Regions from separate parts of the Homo sapiens genome. Here region 1 is linked to region 2. The links are chromatin loops, found by intact Hi-C in ENCODE. Cell type or tissue: Calu3. All regions are shown on one strand. Links, peaks and the distances in the headings refer to the core of each region. The heading gives the core; the rest is flanking DNA.

What was found. Peaks named below come from ENCODE experiments on the same cell type or tissue, not always from the same donor. Only the 100,000 strongest peaks of a DNase experiment are listed, where the experiment ranks them.
Region 1: a loop joins it to region 2, with 3 times the contacts of the local background. A loop is called at or near these places in 30 of 110 quality-filtered maps.

What each region holds. Positions count from the first base shown.
Region 1 is chr20:36,436,727-36,442,099 of GRCh38, reverse strand. DLGAP4 (DLG associated protein 4) reads right to left here. Exons shown (of 13, transcript NM_001365621.2): 5 at 2,232-2,346. Among named protein-coding and RNA genes, the nearest start is that of MYL9, 100 kb to the left of the region's middle. RefSeq lists a silencer at 428-625. In Calu3, for the core only: a CTCF peak has its summit at 2,467 (motif pointing right); a DNase peak (open chromatin) is centred at 2,479.
Region 2 is chr20:35,992,301-35,997,673 of GRCh38, reverse strand. CNBD2 (cyclic nucleotide binding domain containing 2) reads right to left here. Exons shown (of 12, transcript NM_001365709.1): 8 at 2,522-2,636. Among named protein-coding and RNA genes, the nearest start is that of CNBD2, 26 kb to the right of the region's middle. In Calu3, for the core only: CTCF peaks have their summits at 2,490 (motif pointing left), 4,596 and 4,799 (motif pointing left); DNase peaks (open chromatin) are centred at 2,483 and 4,763.

The sequences.
Region 1 (5,373 bases), core at 145-5,144, 440 kb before region 2:
ATGGAGCCCAGAGCCTGCTCTTCCCCAGGCTAGAATATCTCTGACTTTGGGGCCAAATATATGGCTTGGGTCACTCAAACTTCTAGAGTTGAGGCTGTGAGGGGTCAGAGGATCCTGGACTAGGAGAGAACTGGGACTGGGCAGCGGGTGGTGGGTGAGACCTGCTGCGGCCCCCAGCCTGGCCGATTAATAAGCCTTTTTGTGTAGTTAAAGGACAAAGGTGTCCTGGGTGCCAGGCCCAGGCGGGGGTGGAGATGGGATGTGTAGAGAGACAGACAGACACAGAGAGAGACATGGAGATGGAGACACGCTGGAGAGAATCAGAGAAAAATGTGAATGAGGGGAGAGAGAACAGAGAGAGAGAAACAGACGGAGACAGACACAGACAGGAAGACTGAGACGAGAAAACGTGGTGGGATGGGAGAGACAGGGAGGGATGCCGTCCATTCAGCAAACACCTACTAAGCATCTGCCCTGTGCCAGGCACTGTGCCAGGTACTGGGGACACTGCAGGGAACAAGACAGCAAGGCCTCCGCTCCCAGGAGATCCTAGTTTTAAGAGGGAGACAGCATTAAGTAAATAAGCAAATGATTCTAGTTCCAGGCAGTGATAAGGTAAGGGAACAGCAGGGTAAGGGAACAGCGCCTGGGAAGGCTACTTTAGACAAGTGATCACAGGCAGCCTCTCTGAGGAAGTGACATTCGAGCAGAGACCTGAAACGCCAGGAGGAGCCAGCTGTGCAAAGATTTGAGAAGAGAGCCCCTGGAAGAGGAAACAGCAAATGCAGAGGGCCTGGAGCAGAATGACATGGCACACTCGTATATAAGGAGCAGAAAGGAGGCCGGCATGGCTGGAGCAGGGCAAGGGACAGGATCCAACAGGGAGGCAGGGCCTAGGTCTTACAGGGCTTCACAGGTCCAGGTAAGGACTCTGGCTTTCCCTCAGGGGGAGGTGGGAGCCAAGGGAGGGTCTGGAGCAGGGGTGTGGCTCTGACAGCTCCCTCTGGCCACTGAGTATGGATTGGAGGACGGCTGTTCAGGTGTGACTTGGTGGAGTCTGGATGAGGGGGGCAGGGGCAGGGGGCTCCCTGGGCTGCGGCACTCTACCCCTCCCCATGTCTGAGGGGCTGGGGAAGGAGCTTGGCTAGGCCAGGAATAATGGAGTTGTGAGGAGTCGGGGTCCCAAAGCCTTCTAAGCAGTCCTCTAGCCGTGGTCCTGGGCCTGCACACAGTGGCCTGTTCCTGCTGAGAGGAGGCTGGACCCGCACCTGGCCGCCCCACTGCCTAACTGCTACTACCAGTAGGTGTCTGCCTTCTCGGGGGGCTCATCTCCCCATCCACACGATGGGGGGTGCCTTTTAGTCCTGCCTGGTTCTCCCTTTGCAAACCCTAAAGTGCCGAGTACACGGCAGGAGCTGAGGTCCAGGTCTGGGCTGGACAGCCCCAGATCCCTGCCCAACTTTGTCTTCTCCTAGCTGCATGATGACTTCACCTCTCTGAGCCTCAGTTGCCTCACCTATGAAATGGGGATATGGATAACAAGGCCACCTCTGGGGGTGGTTAAGGGCTCAAGGAGCTGATGGTTGAGAGGGTGGCATGCAAATTCAACGTTCAGCCCAGTATGCTCCTCACTGACACAGGCAGGGCTGGCTGCGCCTGGGAGCACAACTGCCCACTGAGTAGGTGGCACAGAGGTTCAAAGTGAGCAGTCACTTGCTGGAGGTCACAAAAGATGCTAATAATAACCAGGAAGGCAGCTACCCTCTGCTGAGCACACCGCCTTCACGATCCCACTTATTCCTCTCAACAGCCCCCAGATAGAAATGCTCACCCTCCTCTGGTAAATCAGGAAACCGAGGTTCAGGGAGGGGAGGTGACTATCCTGGGTTCATACTGTCAAGTGACAAAACTGGGACTCGAACCTAGGTCTCCAGTTCCTTATCCTCATGGTTCTGAACCCAATGAGAAGTGACAGGCGCCCCGCTGGCAGCCTGTGTTTACAGTGGTGGTGTGGGGTCCTGGGTCAGGCCCCGTAACTGTGCTCTCCAGCCACAGGACAGTTGGTGGGGCAGAGACACACACAGGAGGCTTCAGGAACAAGGACCAAACAGAAGCACAGTGCAGACATCTGGGGGCCACTCAGCATGGGCTGGGCCTGGGCGTGTGTCCTCCTCCCAGATGGGAATCAGTACCCAAGCCCCCTGACTCTCCAGCCTCCCTGCCACCCTCACCTGGCTGATGCAGCTGGAGTCGTTGAGGCTGTCGCTGACGGGGGTGTAGTCCTCTTCCCAGCTCGGACACTTGGAGGGCAGCAGCATGTCCACTGAATCCAGGCGGTCCAGACTCCTGGTGGGGAGTGGGGAGCAGACAGGGCTCAGCCCACCCATTGTTCACCCAGCTTTTGGAGGCCTTGACCATCTGTGATGCACAGGTGGTCCACACCTGTGATGCCCGCTGCAGCCGCAGGGTGGCAGCACCAGCTTGTATTTGACTGTTTAAAACCCGAGGCTGGCCCTGCCCAATTCTACAGCCCCTTTCCTTCCTCCTTGAAAGTCTGGGACATTTCCAGAGGCCCGACAGAGGTGGGTCAAGTTCCACAGCCTAGGGCTCCCAAAGGGCATCAGCTCTGCTGCGATGTTCGAGTGGCTTCTATCAGGCCCCTAGACTCACCCCTTATCTCCACGGCCCCAGCCCTTCAATCTTTCTTACATCTACCTGATCCTGGGCATCCCCCAGTCCTCATTCTGGGGATAAAATCCAAGCATCCAATAGCTTAGGCCCCTGATACAGAAGGGTTTGGATTGGAATCCAGCTTTCTCAGCTGGGTGACCCTGGGCAAGTCATTACCCCTTACTTAAGTCTCAGTTTCCTCATCTCTAAAATGGGGATGATGCTACCTGCCTGCTGGGGCTGCAGTGAGGATTCAGTGGTGCAGATTAAAGGATATCAGGTCAGGCACAGTGGCCAGCGGACAAGTGCTAACAGACGGCAGCTGTTACTATTATTGCTACTACTACTACTGTTATTATTATTGCTTCCCTTGAATTCTAGGCTTAAGCCCCAGGCTTCCTGCCTCTCCCACCTTAATGCCTACTGGTCACTCGGATTGTAGGATCTCCGTACTAGAAGGGGTCTTAGAGATCCTCCAGCTCAGCCCCTTCACTTAAAGATGGGGAAACTAGGCCAGGTGCGGTGGCTCACGCCTGTAATCCCAGCAATTTGGGAGGCTGAGGCGGGCAGCTCACCTGAGGTCAGCTCAGCTACTCGGGAGGCTGAGGCAGGAGAATTGCTTGAACCCGGGAGGTGGAGGTTACAGTGAACCAAGTTTGTGCCACTGCACTCCAGCCTGGGCGACAGAGCAAGACTCTGTCTCAAAAAAAAAAAAAAAAAAAAAAAGATGGGGAAACTGACCAGGCGTGGTGGCTCACACCTATAATCCCAGCACTTTGGGAGGCCAAAGCAGAAGGGTCACTTGAGCGGAGGAGTTCACCACCACTCTGGGCAACATAGTGAGGCCCCATCTTTACAATATATACATATATATGTATATATTATTCAGATTGGGAAACTGAGGCCCAGAGGGAAAAAGACTGGCGAAGGTCATCCAGTGGCAGAGGGAAAAATGGAAGTCACTGCCAGCCTGGACAGTGTGAGGGCTGATGAGCAAGGGGAGAGCAATATATACATATACATACATATATATTATATATATATATATATTTTTTTTTGAGACAGTCTCACTCTGTCACCCAGGCTGGAGTGCAGTGGCACGATCTCAGCTCCCTGCAACCTCTGCCTCCTGGGTTCAAGTGATTTTCATGCCTCAGCCTCCCTAGTAGCTGGGATTATAGGCATGCACCGCCACAATCTGCTAATTTATATACTTTTAGTAGAGATGCGGTTTCGCCATGTTGACCAGGCTGGTGTCAAACTCCTGACCTCAAATGATCTGCCTGCCTTGGCCTCCCAAAGTGCAGGGATTACAAGCGTGAGCCACTGCACCTGGTCACAAAAAATTATTTAAAAAAATTAGCTGGGCATGGTGGCCCATGCTGGTAGTCCCAGCTACTCGGGATGCTGAGGTGGGAGGACTGCTTGAGCACAGGAGGTCGACAAGTGAACCATGATTGCACTATTGCACTCCAACCTGGGCGACATAGCGAGACCCTGTTCCCCACATCCCCACAAAAAAGATGGAGAAACTAAGGTTCAGAAAAGGGCAGACCTGGGATTGTCTGGTGGTGTCCTTAATTCCAACCTGGAGGCCATTCTCTATCTTCTGCCCAGTCAACTAGACTCCTGGCTGCTCTGAGAACACTGCCCTCTTCCTGCCTAGGTACCAGTGTCACCTGACCTGTTCTCTTCCCTCTGTCTCAGTCTTCCCAGGCCACCTCCTCCATGAAGCCTTGGCTCCTGTCCCCCCTAGTTGAAGATCTAGGGAGAAGCTTGTTCCCTCTAACTCCTCCAAGCCTTACAGCAACACGATGGGGCTTGGCTGGTGAATTCCAGGCAGGCACTGGGACAGGAAAAGTCTGTCTATCACTCTTTGGCTTCTGGATTCACCTCCCTCCCCCATCTCGGAACTCCCCACAGGGATCAGTTACAGGAGCAAGGGTAGAGCGGGCTTTGGCCTTCCCTAGGCAGTGCTGTTACAGGTGATGCACTCACTCAGGGCAGGTTCTCCTAACCTGAAGACCAAGATCCCGTGGGACAGTTCCCCTCTGGGAGTGGAACTTACCTGGGGATGTGGCTCCTGTGGGAGGGGTTTACCTGGACCTATCACCCGAGTGTGGCTTTCATGATCGGGGTTTACCAAAGGATGCAGCTCACCTGTGGTCAGGGCTGAACTGTGGGTGGGGCTCAAGGGGTAGTTCTCCAATTGGCCGGGCTCTTCGAGGTCAATTCATCAGAGTGCAGGGCCAACCTGAGGATCTCATGGAGGGAGCTAACCTGATGGCGGGTTCACTTAGGGGGCCTGGATCATTATAGTAGTGAGTTCACCTGGATCTGAAGCTGAGGGACAGGATTCATCTGTGGGCTGGGATCTCCGGGGGAACAGCCGAATGGGAGGAAGGCGGGACTCCTGGGGTAGGGGCAGAACTAAGAGGGGTTCACCTAGGGGACGAGGCTTGCGGGTGAGCGGGACTTGTACTTACTGAAAGAGGTTTTCCCCTGGAGGGCTCACAAGTGGGCGGGACTCACCCGAAGTGGGGAGAAAAGCCTCTGGGAGGGGCTTCCACGCGGGCGGGGCTTTTCTTTTTCTTTCTTTCTTTTTTTTTTTTTTGAGACGGAGTCTCGCTCAGTCGCCCAGGCTGGAGTGCAGTGGCGCGATCTCGGCTCACTGCAATCTCCGCCTCCCGGGTTCAAGCGATT
Region 2 (5,373 bases), core at 169-5,168:
TATATTAATTTGCTTAATGTCATTACAATCCTACGAGGTACGGACCATTATTTACATTTTACAGACTCTGAGGGCACTGGTGCACTTAGACATAGGGCCCACTTGCCCAGTATCACATCACTAATAAGAGAAGGACCCTGTATTCAAACAGAAGCAGTGGACTCCAAGCCTATGCTGCTAACCATGACACTACCCAAGGTAGATATGAAGAAACCAGGCCCAGAGACTTTGAGTACTCACCAAAGCTACCCAGCTAATAAATGGGACTCAAACCCAGCTCTGTTCAGCTCCAACCTCTCCTTTTTCCGCCCTTCTCCTCGCCACCCTGTGTTGGCCTCAGTTCTAATCTCAGGAGGACTGCTATATCTATAAGGCAATCCTTGGGGAGGAGGCCCCAGGATACACAGATTACAATCTCAAGGGAAGTGGGGGGAAGCATGCCAGTACTGAGCAGGAGGTAAGAGATAAGACATCTGAGCCACTGCAAATATCTGTTGAGGGCTGGGGTCCTTGACCCAAGTGGGTGACACAAAAAGATCTGCAGAGGATGGAAGGGGAAAAAAATAAATAAAAATGCCATTACAGAGCTGTGAATGGAAACAATACTACCCTAGAATCAGCAAGCCTGGTTATCACCCTGGCCAGTTCTAGAGGCTGCTACTTGACAACGTCTATGTCCAACAACAGGAAATGGAGAATGAAGAAGGCTGGAGATATTTATGAAGAGAAGAAAGTCTGGGCTTTGGAACCAGTTGTGCCTGGGTTAGAATCCCAACTCTACAGTCCTACATTGCTACTTATTTGCCCTATGAGCCAGTTTCCTCATGTGTCAGATGGTACAATCGTACCTTCTTAAAGAGTTATTAGGCCAGGTGCGGTGGCTCATGCCTGTAATCCCAACACTCTGGGAGGCCGAGGCAGTCGGATCACTTAAGGTCAGGAGTTCGAGACCAGCCTGGCCAACACAGTGAAATCCCATCTGTACTAAAAAAACAAAAATTGGCCGGGCATGGTGGCATGTGCCCGTAATCCCAGCTGCTCGGGATGCTGAGGCAGGAGAATTGCCTGAACCTGGGAGGCAGAGGTTGCAGTGAGCTGAGACTGCACCACTGCACTCCAGCCTGGGCAACAGAGTGAGACTCTGTCTCCAAAAAAAAAAAAAAAACAAAAAGAGAGCTATTATGAGAATTATGCAATATGTATAAACAGTCAAGCCCAATATAATAAACATACAATTAGAATTCAATAAATGATCACTGTTATTCATACTTGTTACTGAGTTGGGATAAGGCTGTGGAGAGTGCGCATACATTCACAGCCTAGGATGTGTCCAAACCACACACAGCAGCCAAAATATGTTTATCCATTAACTCTGTAATTCACTTCTGAGCACCTGCTAGATGCCAGGCATAATACGAAGCCCTGGGAATGCAAAGCCTTCATAGAGCTTATATTCTAGCAAGGGAAACAGATGTTTAATAAGCATTTCAGACTCAGTTGTATGATTTCAGTGGGGTTATATAACACAGAAGAGTACTTGAATGGTACTTGAAGGGTACTAGAATGGCATATAGCAGAGGATGGAAGATCTGGTCCAGCATGAGAAACCAGGAAGACTTCTTCAAGGAAGAATGTGTAGTCTAAGATCTCAAAGACAGAAGTGCTCCCTCTCCATGTGATGCCCTTTGCTGCCCCGGGACTCTGAAGAGTCCCCACCAGCAAGAAGTCCTTCACCAGATGCAGCCCCTCGACCTCAGATTCCCTAGCCTCCAGAACTATAAGAAATAAATTTCTTTTCTTTATAAGTTACCCAGTCTCAGATATTCAGTTATAGAAATAGAAAACTGACTAAGATACCATATGACCCAGAAATTCCACTCCTAGGCATATAGGTAATACCCAAGAGAACTGAAAAATATGTTCACACAAAAACTTGCATACAAATGTTCATAGCAACATTATTCAAAACAGCCAAAAAGTGAAAACAATCCAAATGTTCACCAACTGATAAGTGGACAAAAAAAATGTGGTATATGCATACATTAGAATATTATTCAGCCATAAAACAGAATGAAGAAATGATATCTGCTACAACATAAATAGACCTTGAAAACATGGTGCTCAGTGAAGGAAGTCAGATGCAAAAAGCCAAATAATGTATGATGCTATTTATATGAAAAGTCCATCACAGGCAAATCCAGAGACAGAATGAACAAATAAATAAATAAATTTTAAAAAGCAGAAGAGAGCTGGGTGAAAAAAAGGGTGGGGGATATGTGAGGCAAGGAGTTGATGGTCACGTGGGAGAACCTAAACAGCAAAAGGGAAAAGGCTCAATAAAAAAAAAAGGCTGGAAAGGAGGGCAGGGCCTTGCAGACTGGGTTTCCACCGCTGGTAGAAGGGTGCAGATGATATACGCTGTCAGGCTGGCTGACTAGATTTCTAAGGCTCTATGTGCTGGGAACTGGAAACAGGACAGGCCCAGGCGCCCCCTGCTGTCAGACAGGCCAAGGCAGCTTACCACTCAGGTGGGTCTTCAGAGGTCTGCCATCTATCAGCTCCAGGTGCTGCCAGATCCATCTACGGTAGGAAGGGGAGGCCCCAAGGTCCAACAGCCGCAGGACTTCACAGCTGCCCTGAACACAGCAAGGGACATAGGAAAAGGGTTAACCCCTAAGGCTCCAGGTAGGCCAGGCTTTGAAGAAAATCTCTCTTAATTGCATCTTATCCCATTTTGTTTTATTTGCTTAATGCAAGTGGTTTCAGGTTCTTTTTTCTTTTTTTTGAGATGGAGTCTCACTTTGTCACCCACGCTGGAGAGCAATGGGGCAATCTCGGCTCACTGCAACCTCTGCCTCCTGAGTTCAAGCGATTCTCCTGCCTCAGCCTCCTGAGTAGCTGGGATTATAGACATGTGCCACCATGCCCGGCTAATTTTTGTATTTTTAGTAGAGACGGGGTTTCACCATGTTGGCCAGGCTGGTCTCGAACTCCTGACCTCAAGCAATCTGCCTGCCTCGACCTCCCAAAGTGCTGGGATTACAGGTGTGAGCCACCACGCCCAGCCTGGTGCTTTTTTTTTTTCTTTTTTTTTTTTTAAATGAAAATGTTATTTACTCACCATACGAAGTTCAAGTAACTGAAGAAGCATAAGAACTAAATATAAGCCAGGCACGGTGGCTCACGGACTGTAATCCCAGCACTTTGGGAGGCTGATGTGGGAAGATCACTTGAGCCCAGGAGTTCAAGACCAGCCTGGCCAACATGGCAACACAAAATTATTTTGTCTCTACTAAAAATACAAAAATTAAGCCGGCCTTGTGGCTCACGCCTGTAATCCTAGCACTTTGGGAGGCTGAGGCAGGCAGATCACCTGAGGTCGGGAGTTCGAGACCAGCCTGACCAATATGGATAAACCCCGTCCCTACTAAAAATACAAAATTAGCCGGGTGTGGTGGCACATGCCTGTAATCCCAGCTATTCGGGAGGCTGAGGCAGGAGAATCGCTTGAACCCAGGAGGCAGAGGTTGCAGTGAGCCAAGATCGCATCATTGCACTGCAGCCTGGGCAACAAGAGCAAAACTCTGGCTCAAACAAAACAAAACAAACAAACAAAAAAAAACAAAATTAGCCGGGCATGGTGGCGCATGCCTGTAATCCCAGCTACTCAGGAGGCTGAGGCAGGAGAATCGAATCACTTGAACCCAGGAGGCGGAGGTTGCCATGAGCCAAGATCATGCCATTGCACTCCAGCCTGGGCAAGAAGAGTGAAATTCTGTCTCCAAAAAAAAAAAAAAAAAAAAAAAGATTAGCTGAATTAGCTGGGCATGGTGGTGCATGCCTGTAGTTCCAGCTACAGGAGTTCTTTGTACTGTTCTTATAATTTTTTTATAAATTTAAAATTATTCCAAAATTGAAAGTTTAAAAATATTCAAACCAGACATAAAAACATAGAGATAAAAACTACATTAATCCTGACACTCAGAAATAACTAGTAGTAACATATTAGTGAATATTATTTCAAACTTTTCTCTATGAACATATAAGATGTATATCTACAATTTTTCATCAACGAATTCATTTACATAAAACAGACTCTTGTAACTTTTTAAGAAACTCAATAATATATCAAATACCTCTTTTCATGCCAAACAATATGGTTCTATAGTATCATGTTTAATGGTCACATATTATTCTATGCACACCATAATTTATAAAATTAAAAATAACAAATATTCAGTTGAGCAAAAGAAGTCAGAAACAAGGAATACACACTGTATGATTCCATTTATATGAAGTTCAAAAACATGCAAAAGTAACCTGTGGTGACATAAGTCTTAAGAGTATTAAGCTTTGTGGGGGGATTTTGTCTAGGAAGGAGCACAGGAGAGCCTTCTGGAGTAGTGGAAATGTTTTTTATCTTGATTTGGGTAATGATCACTCAGGTGTATACATATATAAAAATTTATGAAGCTGTAAAGTTTAGATTTGAAATCTTTACTGCATACTTTTTTTTTTCTTTTTTTTGAGCTATAGGGGAACTGCAGGTGCCAGAGAAACAACATGAGCCCGGTTTCCTCAAGTATTTAGTAGGTCTTTAATTGCATCTATGGAGAGAACAGTTCCACTATGTGTCCCCCAGTGATAAACTGTTAGAAATGAGTTGAAAGTGTGCATTAAGTTTTCGATGCCATCAGGAAATCTTCTCTAGCTTTCTGAGGTCCCAGGGGTGTCCAGCCACCCGCAGCTGATTTTGCCCTCTAGTGGTAATATGAGTAAACTACAGGAGTCGGGACAGCTTGATCTCCCTCCCAGAGATGAACACTCAAAAAACGCTGGCCAGGCAGGAAAAAAAAAGAGAGAAAAGAGCAGTCCTTTAGAGGGGGCTGGTGCTTTTCATTTCCAACCAGGGTCGGGGGGTGGGGGAGGGGGTGCTGTACCAAAATATGGCTTGTTGTTGCCTGATCCTCTGAATTCTCAAAAGCCAGAAATCAGAATTTTTATATAAAATCTTCACATTGATGATTAAATCAGATTTTAATAAAACACTGTAAGGAACAAACCAGATTCATCTTCTGGCCAAGAGCTCCCTACCTTGCTGTCCTTTAGTGACTTCCGCATTATTTTTCTCAGAATGAAGGCTCAGCACCCCTGCATTAGAATCCCCTACAGCACTTGCTCAAATGCAGATTCCAGAGTTAATGAATCAATCTCTGGGGTGAGACAGCAAATCTGCCTTTTTAAAAAGCACCCTATGTGTTTGTATGCTTACCAAAGTTTGAGAATTCCTCCCTCAGGAAGCACCCTACATGTCTGGATGCTTACCAAAATTTGAAAATTCCTCCCTTAGGTCAGGGGTTCTCCTACATCAGT